2 separate regions of the Homo sapiens genome follow, and region 2 is linked to region 1. The links are chromatin loops, found by intact Hi-C in ENCODE. Cell type or tissue: PC-9. All regions are shown on one strand. Links, peaks and the distances in the headings refer to the core of each region. The heading gives the core; the rest is flanking DNA.

The links. Peaks named below come from ENCODE experiments on the same cell type or tissue, not always from the same donor. Only the 100,000 strongest peaks of a DNase experiment are listed, where the experiment ranks them.
Region 2: a loop joins it to region 1, with 3 times the contacts of the local background. A loop is called at or near these places in 3 of 110 quality-filtered maps.

What each region holds. Positions count from the first base shown.
Region 1 is chr2:237,742,729-237,748,107 of GRCh38, forward strand. The region is part of intron 11 of LRRFIP1 (LRR binding FLII interacting protein 1); the gene reads left to right. Among named protein-coding and RNA genes, the nearest start is that of RBM44, 53 kb to the right of the region's middle. RefSeq lists enhancers at 1,684-2,209, 2,176-2,225. In PC-9, for the core only: CTCF peaks have their summits at 1,551, 2,491 (motif pointing left) and 2,694; a DNase peak (open chromatin) is centred at 1,293; H3K4me3 peaks cover 473 bases; H3K27ac peaks cover 1,589 bases.
Region 2 is chr2:237,119,266-237,124,644 of GRCh38, forward strand. No RefSeq gene overlaps it. Among named protein-coding and RNA genes, the nearest start is that of COPS8, 36 kb to the left of the region's middle. In PC-9, for the core only: CTCF peaks have their summits at 3,117 (motif pointing right) and 3,322; a DNase peak (open chromatin) is centred at 3,266; H3K27ac peaks cover 547 bases.

The DNA.
Region 1 (5,379 bases), core at 279-5,278:
AAGCCAGGAGAGCCTGGATAGGACTCCCCGGTCCTTCTGCCTGGGAGGGAGGAGCAACAGGTCTTGGGCAGGGCCTGGTGTAAGCGTGGTGGCAAAGGTGAATGACCCTCCAGTCTGGCCTTCCTTGAGGTCATATGGAGCAGGCAGTGCTCTGAGGCAGGGAGTTTCAGAACCCGGGTTCAGATGTCACAGCTCTCATTCCTGGCTTGGGACATCTAGCTGGGCACATAAACTTCTTGTGCTTCCCCTGGAAAGAGGGGTCATGATACCCTTAAAAAGCAAAAAGAAACCCCCCCAAAAAAACAAAAAAAAAACATATGGTTACTTTATTTCTCCTTGGCTGGGGTTAGCCAGGGATGGGATACAGTTGTTGTAGCGAGAGCTCATGGGAAATGCTCCCAGGCCGGGGACTTCGTCAGGGACACGTATCCAGGGCCAGTATGAGTGAGGACAGAGGACAAGAAAAATATGAAGTCAGGGTCAGCCCTGCAGGCTCTGTAGGGAGTCCCGCCCTGGGTTTGGGAGATACAGGTGCACAGGTGAGTGTGTCACACCCATCAGAGGGGAGGGAGGGAGGGTGGTGCTGTTAAAGGGCAGTAGTAACCAGAATGAAGGAAGTGACTGCTTGTCCCACTTCGAGAAAATGAAAATGCTTCAGTGTCCAGAGACCACCACCAGGGACAAGACTTCAAGTTTTCTCCACCCACTTGGTCCTCCCAGGGTCCTTGGGAAAGCAGAGAGGGCATCAGCCCCATCTCAAGACAGGCATAGAATACTGTTCACCTCATTCTCATCTTCTCCCATGCTGTGGATGAGCTGTGTTTTCTTCCTCTCCAGCACGACCAGGATCTTCTCCTTGAGGAAGTTATTTCACTCATTCATTCAGTGTTTATTGAGCACCTAGAATGTTCCAGAAACAGGGCCGTTGTATGAGCAAATGCAGACTTGCCCCAGCCCTCATGGGACGCACAGACAGGGGCAGACGGATGCTTGTTGGGTGATCACACGTTGTGAAGCCCAGCAGCGGGGGTGTGAGGGGAGGCAAAGGTGCCTCGAGAGAGCTGGGATCCAGAGGTTTGACGGCCAGAGCTTGGGCCACACCCAAGCAGAGTGACTCCACCTAGTGAAGCCAACAGATCTGGGTCATCCAGGCCCCAAAATCTCACTGGGAACCTGGTGAAGCCATCACGTTTCTGAAACATCCATCAGGAATGTCCCAAGGGCAGCCTGGGTCCATATCTTCCCTCGTGTACTCAGAGAAGACAGGAGCAATGAACTCAGATCTCTGCCCATTTGGACTAGAAAAACAACACTATTTTGACTCATGTTTTTTGTTGCACAAAGAGGCAGGGGCAGGGACCAGGTGGAAAAACGGGTCTTGAATTACAAACACCAGAGTTCAAAGATAAGTCATTCAGGCTAAAGTAAATATTATTGGATTTAAAACCAAAAACCGTCACCCTAGTGGTGGACTGTGCTATCATTTAAATGTGAAGGAAAATTACCCTTAAAATGGGTGTTTTCTGAGCAGTGTTTGCTGTTTGTTTGTGTCTCAAGAAGGACCTCGCAAGGATGTTGCTTCGGTGATCCCTTTTTCCATCCAAGTCTGGTGTTGCCTGGCTGGGTGTTGAGGACAGGTTCCTTTTGTACCTGGGCCCTTGAGTAGGGTCTCTCTGGGTACGTGAACAGGTGCCACATATTCTTTCTTTAGGAAAATGGCAGGCAGCTGGAACATGGAAAACTTAGCGTTTTAGCCTCACCAGGCATCGTGTGTACAGGAGCCTAGATAGCAAACTCCTTTAGACACAGTGTTAGAAAGTTGGAATTAATAAAATATTTAATGTGCTCCTTGAAGCATTTGTTTTTGAAAGGAAACTTGACGTAAACTAAACTTCCACAGACGTGTTTTAGAAGTGACTGTTTCCAGTAGATTTTCAATGATGTCTGTATACACTCAGCTGTGGCTGTAAAATACAACACACATACTTTGTAAACCTGTTAGTGTGACGTTTTCACCCTGACCTGAAATGTTTAGTATCACTCAGAATACGAGAGTCATGAAGCTAACAGGCTGCAATGTGTTCGGCGCTGTCGCCCTTCCCGTGCAGGAGGCCACTGTCTGCGGGGTCCGGTGCTTTCCCGTCCTGGGCTAAGGTGGGTGGGCAGAGCAGCCTGGACCGTCTGCAGCCACCATGTCCTCTGGACCCCTCTCTGCACCATGCCCACCTCCTCCAGGCCCCCACACCATGCCATGCAGTGGCCGTGACAGTGTTTAGAATCCTTTCTTGTCTTCCATTTCTTCATCATTTTAGGGAGGAAGTGCTGTGCTTTATGTCAAGATGAAACACAACATCTGATTCCTTACCTGGCTCTGCTAGGGCTTAGGAAAGGGGGCTTGGTTAAGGTGGACTCTGCTGCCTGCGGCTTCTGTCCGGGCCCGGCCCCTGCAGCTGTGACACACTGCCATCTGGTGGACACGAGTGGGGCTGCGTGGCTTTCCACGGGGCTGAATAGCCTTCCTGTGTTTGAGGAAAGCTGACAAATCCTTTTTCATTCGGAAGACACACAAAATGAAATTTACTCTACTATGTAAAATAGAGATAGGTTAGACGTTCATTTGCCATCACCTTTCAACAAGAGCTTAATTTTTAGTTTTTCTCTGCATGGTCTCTACTTAAAAATATGCCCAGATTTTATTTTGAGTCCGTTGTGTTCTTCGGAGCAAGGACTTTTTTAAAATGATAAAAACAGCAAACTATGGTTTTTGGGGTTTTTTCCCTTATTTGATATTTTACAAATTATAAAAACAAATGATGTAGACGGTTACAAGCAAAACCATGCAGAACAAAGATGTGTTAAAGCCCTGCCCCCCCAAAATCAAGGTTTGTGGACCCCGTGTGTTTTCTTTCTCAGCTTTCTTGCAAGAAATACCAGAAAGAAAAAAGGGCTTGGGTGGGCCCTTCTTTTACGGTCTCAGATATCTTTGTAGGTAAACGAATGCATTCCTGGAGCTTCATTTATTTCTCCACAGTATTTATCCATTGCTGACCAGCAGCCAGAAAACATACGTTTTACACCGTGGAGCAAACATGCCACAGGCTTTTCAGTGGTAGTTTGGCAGTCTATTAAACTGGATTTTCATATCCCACCAAGAGTTAAACTAGCCTCTTTATTTTCATCTTATTAATATTTGTTCAGCAAACTAACTTACTCTAAGGAATAAAAGGCTTTGGGCCCAGGAGATTTAATGAATTTATTCTCCAGCACGCTAAGTGCTAGATAGATAGTTCACATTTCCTTGTTCTTTGAAATTTTATTTATTTTATTTTATTTATTTTTTTTTTTTTTGAGACAGAGTTACACTCTGTCGCCCAGGCTGGATTGCAGTGGCATGATCTCAGCTCACTGCAACCTCTACCTCCTGGGTTCAAGAGATTCTCCTGCCTCAACCTCCTGAGTAGCTGGGATTACAGGTGCATGTCACCACACACAGCTAATTTTTGTAATTTTAATAGAGACAGGGTTTCGCCGTGTTGGCCAGGTTGGTCTCGAACTCCTGACCTCAAATGATCTGCCCACCTCGGCCTCCCAAAGTACTGGGATTACAGACAGGAGCTACCGCGCCTGGCCTTGAAATTTTGATTTGAAAAATATTTCAGGAATATTTTTCTTTCCATGTGAAGTTGAGAACCACACTTGAATTGCTCCAATCATCCTCACAACTCAACATGGCTGCAGGGCTTCTGGGGCTCTGCCAAATGAGATGGTGCCCATCTGATCAGAGTCTGCCTTCGTATCTGTCCCATCGGAGTCTGCCTTGGTACTCATCTTATCGGAGTCTGCCTTGGTGCCTCCAAGTACACAGTTAGGCTGATGTGGCATGCACATCCGAAAAAATAACTCTAGATGTGCATTTCGACACATCAGCAAATGCAGATGGTATGGGCTGCAGATGGTATGGGCCACAGCTGGAGAGAGCCGTCTTCACTGCGGTATAGCTGGGCTGCACCCAACGTGAGAATGGACATCAGGGCAGAGAGCCGTAAGCAGCTGGGATTGTGGAAAGCGCCCGTGAACACATGGTCTTGGACAGGGCCTCAGGTGGGTCCTTAGCAGCTGTGGCTAAGTGGGCAGAGGGACCACCCCACCACCACCCTGCCCAAAGGGCTTATTTAGCAAAGAGGGGAGAGAGGCCAGCCTGCCCCTGACTGCATCCCACTGGCCTGAGGGATGTGGCCTCTCTGCCCCCATTTCCACTCCTGCTCTTGGGACACAGGAGACTGGTTAGATGAGAGTAGAAAGTTTATTTTTGAACACCCAGGTGTGGGGTGGCTGGGCGAGACCATCTGATGGCTTTGGGAGCCAGGCCGCAGGGTTTAGCTTGGATCTGTTGAGTAGGAGACCCTTAAACATGGCCACCCTGAGCTAAGAGCTGGTCTTGGATTTTGCTTTCTTTTGGATTAACCGAGTATTTTGTGGGATTCCATTTGATCCCTTAACTGGCTGACCAGCTATAACTCCTGGTTATGTTGTTTTAGTGTTGCTCCAGGTGTCGTTGGAGGAGAAGTTGAAGGTACAAGGAGTTTGCAGGAGGGAAGGTGGCAGTTAATGAGCCTTCCTGGTGGGACCGGATGGTGAGGGCAGGGGCATCTGGCCCAGCGTGGACTCGGGCCATAGATGGGAAGTGGTCATTTGGAGGTCACCATCTCTCTGACACCCTGACCATAGCACCTGCACCCCTGTGCTGAGCTGCAGGTCCCCGGCACCAGCGTCTGTGCAGCTCAGGTGTTGCTGAGCCGTGGCCTCCGCAGCTCTCCATCAGGATTTCTCAAGCTTCATTATGAATTATCTCTGTGTGAGCTCACAACGGTGACTGCAGAGTCCCAGGTCATCTCTCAGATCTTCTGAATCAAACATATGGTCTGCAGTTGCCGCGCATGTCTTTGGCCGATTTTCTGACAATCAAAGTGAAGAAGTTCTGAGCTACGGGAAGTTGGGTTGAAGGCATGATGGGGAAAACATGATTAGTTGACAGCTTTTCCCAGAGAGTTTTTAGACAAACTCAACCTTGGTAACCTTCTCAGTGGGCTTATGATAAGAACCTTCAATGTGCCAAAAAATAAAAAAAGCAGCACTCCAGGTAGTTAATCTTTGTTTAAAAAACCCTTCCCCCCACCCAGTCCTGCAAACAAACAAACAAACAAAAAAAGGAGAAAAAAAGAAACCTGTCTTTTGTTGGATGCTGAGCCGAGAAAGAAGTAACACCACTGCCGGCCTCTGCCTCTTGTCCCGAGACACCCTCATGGTGCAGGGCTCTCTCCAGGGTCCGTTCCTCATGTGCACCCTCTCTTGTAGTTCCACAGCCCGCTGTGGGTCCCA
Region 2 (5,379 bases), core at 312-5,311, 620 kb before region 1:
TGGAATGGATAAGTTTACTAAGACTTGGCAAGGAAGAAAATCTATGGGGAATTAGAGGCTGAATTCCTAATAATTAAGAACAATTTTTAACGTTTATTTTAAGTTGAGGGGTACATGTACAGGTTTGTTACATAGGTAGGCTTGTGTCATGTGGGTTTCTTATACAGATTATTTCATCACCCAGGTATTAAGCGCAGTACCCATTAGTTATTTTGTGAGGATGAAGAGAACAAAAATTATTTAAAAGACCCAGCCAAGGCGTTATTTTAGGGGCTTGTCACACACTTGTCACTCACCAGTTTAAATGATCAAATCCACATGTATGCTAAATTTAAGCAAAAATTAAAATATACAAAACCTAACAAAATTATCCTGGACATCGACTAAGAATAAAAGCCGGTCACCTGCAGTGTTGGCATAAGGGAATGGCTAGGGGGTGAGCAGTGCCATGGCCCCTCTGCTTGGAGAAGTGCAGTGGCTTTAGCTGCAAGCTCCAGCCCTGGTCCAGCCTGTTAATATCATCAGAGACCGTTAGGTTGGCCCTGCACATTCAAACCATGTGGCCCTGCCTTTGACTGCCGCATAGAATGTGAGAGCACCCAGCTCTCATCAGAAAATTAACCCCAAACACTCTGTATCCAGGTTTTATGAAAGGTTCAGTTGTGAAAAATATTCTCAAAGTGTGCTTCCTGGACCACAAGTTGGGCATCGCCTGGAAGCCCCAGTCCAGACACACTGAATCAAATCTGCATTTAACAAGACCCCAGTGATTCTTGAGCACCCTGATGCTTGGGGCAGCAGCTCTGAGGATTTACAGTCTCTCCATTTCAGCCCTCACTGTGCACTTGCTTGGGGCCTGTGCCTCTGGGGCGACAGTATGAGAAGGAGGCAGAGAAAACGACTCGTGTATTCTACTGAAATATGGAAAGGGCTGTGCCCTGTATCACCAAGTAATGTTTTAAGTGAGAAATTGCTCTCTGATATGGGTGTCAAGAGAGGGCCTTGTGGATACTGTGTATCTTACAATTGGTTACTTCCATCATTTTGCCTTGGCTTGTAGAGAGCTCAAACTGAATACAGAGCCCAGCAGCTGTTCACAGGCACGTGGCATTCATTTTCCTTCTTGTTCAACTTGCCAGCTCCCCTTTCCCTCTACTTACTGCCCACACACCCAGCTCTTGTACTTAATTCTCTTTCTCCTGAATGTTTTTTGGTAACTACCTTCCATATTTTTTGTAAAGCAAGTGGGGAAATATATTAATATATTAATGCCATTAATGAAAACTAATGGTCATCTCTGATGGTGATGATGGTGATGTGTCCTCAAGTGATAAAAGAAGCTTTTGTGAGATTTCTCAAAGAACCACATGCTAAATTGCTCAGCCCCAGCCTTTGGCCTTCACGTCCACCCTGACAGCAGCTGCTGGGAGTCAGGTGTGGATATGCCAGGTGCACCAGTAGGTTGTGGTCATTAGTCCTTTCGTCATCAGAAGGGGAAGAGAGACTCCAACTCGGAGAGCTGGTGATTTTTTGCCTGTGTATGTATTGCTTGAATTAAGTTCTTTATTTTAGTTTAGTACACTGCTGTGTTCTCAATATATGTGACTTCATCCTCGCAAAACTATGGGGCTGGGTGTCTCCATTTTGTAAATGGCGGAAGTGAGGTGTTTGCTTGCCTAGGTTCCCGCAGTGGCATGGTGGATGCATCAAGGCAAAGCCAGTGACCTTAGTGGTCTTAGTTCTCTCACCGACTGACACAGAGGAAAGAAATCAGAGAGCTTCCTTGAGCCTGAGGCCATGGATAATAATGATCACTTAGACATGAAGTTTCAGAAAGAAAACAGAGACATCTTGAAATCCTTAGTGTCAAACGTTCAGATGAAAGGAGCATATTAAATGCCTCAAGAATCCCATTCACTGGGCCCAGTAATTTTTCTCTTAGTCATCTTTCTAAAGAAGTAATCTAGGATGTGACAAAACATTTTGGGAACAGGAATAATCATTACTGTGCTACTTAAAAAATTAAAATAACATTTGTAAAGGAGGCAAAACTCAATGGCTTACAACAAAAAGCTGTATTCTCATGCTCATGGGTGAGCACAAGAGCCACGGCTTGGCTGATGGGGCAGGATATGGATGGCTCAACTTCAGCCTAACCTTCAGGGGGACTTGACTCTGAGCTCTATTCTGGGTTCAGTTTTGCTCCACAGCTGTCTGGCCACATTCTTCTCCCAGTGGATCAGCCATGCACTGGAGGGCAAGCTAAACCTCACAGCCCTGTGCCAATCCTCCCCTCACAAGACTGCTGACATCCCATGCTCTGTGTAAGCACAGGAACAAGGGAAAAACCCACAGGGCAGGGAAGTAGACTCCACTCATAATGGGAGACAGGGGCAAGTATATATTTGATGAGTGATCATAGAAATAACAACTGTGATCTAGATTTGCTTTGCATTGGCACACATTGTTCTTCAGTGGAGTACCATGGAAGGGGCTTATTGGTACAACAGCATGGCACACAATTTTGAAATCAGGCAGCCCTGACTTTGAGTTCTTGCTCTGCTATTAATATTGACTAGCTGTGCTCATATATATGTTCCTTAACTGCCACTAAGTCATAGTTTCCTCAATTGCTAAATTGGGTTGTTGTGAGGATTAAATGAGAAAACAATGTGGAGCTCTTAGCAAAGTGATGGGTTCTTAGGAAGCAGCCAATAAGTAATCATAACAGTTAATATTAGTGGTAGCTATTGGAAAGGTATTTGAGATTCAGGGATGAATGAAAATCACTGTAAATCTAGAACCCTACCCTTATCTAAACTATCAATCTCTTTTTATTGAACAGTTTCAAATTTATTTTTGATAAACAATTTTAATATAGTCAAACATTTATTAGAAGCAGAAAAGTCATTGTAGAGCACTTGAATTATATTTAAAAGTTTAGCGGTCTAAACTAGCAATCTAAGATGATTGTGAAATAAAGGCATTTAAAATCCTCCTACTTGCTTATCGGAACTACCATACCAGTCAGGATAAGCTAAGCCACGCTGCGCTAACAAATGGCCTGCAGATCTTGGTGCTTTACACTACTAGCAAATGTTTCTTTTACGCTTCTGCTGCCTGTCCACTGGGGGTCAGCAGAGGCCGTCTTCTCTGTCAGCATCACTCTAGGATGCCGGCCACCCAGCAGCCTCTCTGTGCCACTCAGCAGAGGGAGAAGAGACCTGGGGAGCCACGTGCTGGCTCTTGTTGCTTCTCTTTGGAAGTGACACCGTCACTTTCACATATGTTTCATCAGCCAGAGAAAGTCAGCTATGGCTGGCTCAATAGAGCCAGTAAGTCTAATCCTCCTGAAGCAGAAGCTCTGCAGAGAGAGGAGCCAAATATACTGAACATAATACAGTAGACAAGAGAATGTGTGTGACTCTGAAACCATTAAGGGAGTAAAAGGAAAAAAGAAGGAAACAAAAAATGTGGAAAAAGAAACATGGCCATTAGAAATCACAACTTAAGGAAGTATCAAGTAATCAAAGCTAATGGCCGCTCAATAAATATAAAGAAACTAAACTCACAAAACAGACTCTCATATTGGATGATAAAACAAAATTCAAATATATATACACTTTACAACAGAAACACATAACATGAAATGACAAGAAAATTTGAACACTGAAAGAAGAAATGTTTACATCCCAGATCAAGAATCAACAAAAAGGAAGTGTTACTGTATTACCAATTAAAATAAGCAACCAGATTTTTCCCAAGAAAATACACACTTCACCTATATTCTCAAAATTGTTGGCAAAAAGTTAATCATAGTTGTGGTAGGCAGAAAAATGATCCCTAAAAGGATGCTGACACCATAATCCCCAGCAAAGAAGCCCACGACATTAGGACTAAATAAAAATGTTAACCAGGAAGACATGAGAATTTAAAATGTGCATTATTATACAGTATGTTATCAAATAAATGAAGGAAAAAACTCACAGAATTACAAAGAGGCACTGACAAATACACAATCATAGTTGAAATACTTGTCTCACATTGATCTAAAGTCAACCTTTTGTGGTGTTAATTCCCCCAGCATCTCTGGACTGTACAGATGTGGGGCCGAGTAAGTCCAAAGGCCTCTTCTGCCTCAGGAGCAACAGGGAAGCCAGGGCAGGTCTGGGCAGTATGAACAGAACATAAGGAAGGTTCCGTGAAGTTGGTCCAAGTTCCTGCAGATAATCCATCTTGGCGGCAAGGACAGATGAGACCAGGAGAATCTGAAATGGGTACAAGAACTGTGTAAATCATGAACGCGCACAGAGAAACAGCAAACTGGGGACAAAGAGAGGGACCCCTGCCAACAGGGACTCTGAGATCTGTGTCTGAGTCCAGTCCCTGAAATCTCTGACCTTGGAACCTATGGTTAACTGAACAGTGGCCCACCAAGATGTCCCCATCCTAATCCTGGAACCTATAACTATGAGACCTTACATGGCAAAACAGACTTTACAGATGTGATTAAGTTAAGGATCTGCCATGGCCTGAATGTGCCCCCTCAACAGTCATATGTTGAAGCTTAATCACCAATGTGGCAACATTAACAGATGGGGTCTTTAGGAGGTGATTAAGTCATGGAGCAGAGCCCCTCATGAATGGGTCTGTGCCCTTACAAAAGTGCCTTTCCATCTCTTCTGCCACTTGAGGACACAGTGTTCGTCCCTCTTTCCCTTCCACCATCTGCCAAGTGAGAATACAGAAGCAAGATGCCATCTTAGAAGCAAAGAGGAAGTTCTTACCAGACACTGAATCTGCCAGCACCTTGATCTTGGACTTCCCAGTCTTCAAAACTGTGAGAAATACATTTCTATTATTTATAAATTACCTAGTTTGTGGCATTTTGTTACAGCAGCACAAATGGACTAGGATAGGGTCTTAAAAAAAGGAAGACCCTGGGCTATCCACATGGGTCATCTGCATAATCACAGAGTTCTTTATGAGAGGTGGCAGGAGGAGATAGAGAGAAATGAGAATGCCACGTGATGATGGGAGCGGAGTAGAGGTCAGAGCAATGCACTTTGAAGACAGAAAAGGGGCCATGGGCCAAGGAATGCAGGCATCCTCTCGAAACCATGCTAGATAAAGAAGCTGATTCTCCGCTGAAGCCTCCAGAAGGAAATGTCCCTGCTGACACCTTGACTTTAGCCCAGTGAGACTCATTTTTGAATTCTGCCCTTTAGAACTTTAAGCAAATAAATGTGATATTGTCAAGCTACTGCATTTGTAGTAGCTGTTACAGCAGCACTGGAAGCTCATGCAGATCCCTTTCTTTGATTCTGGGAGCTACATCTGTGCCCCTCCTTCTTACTTAATAGCAAGTCCGTTCGTTTT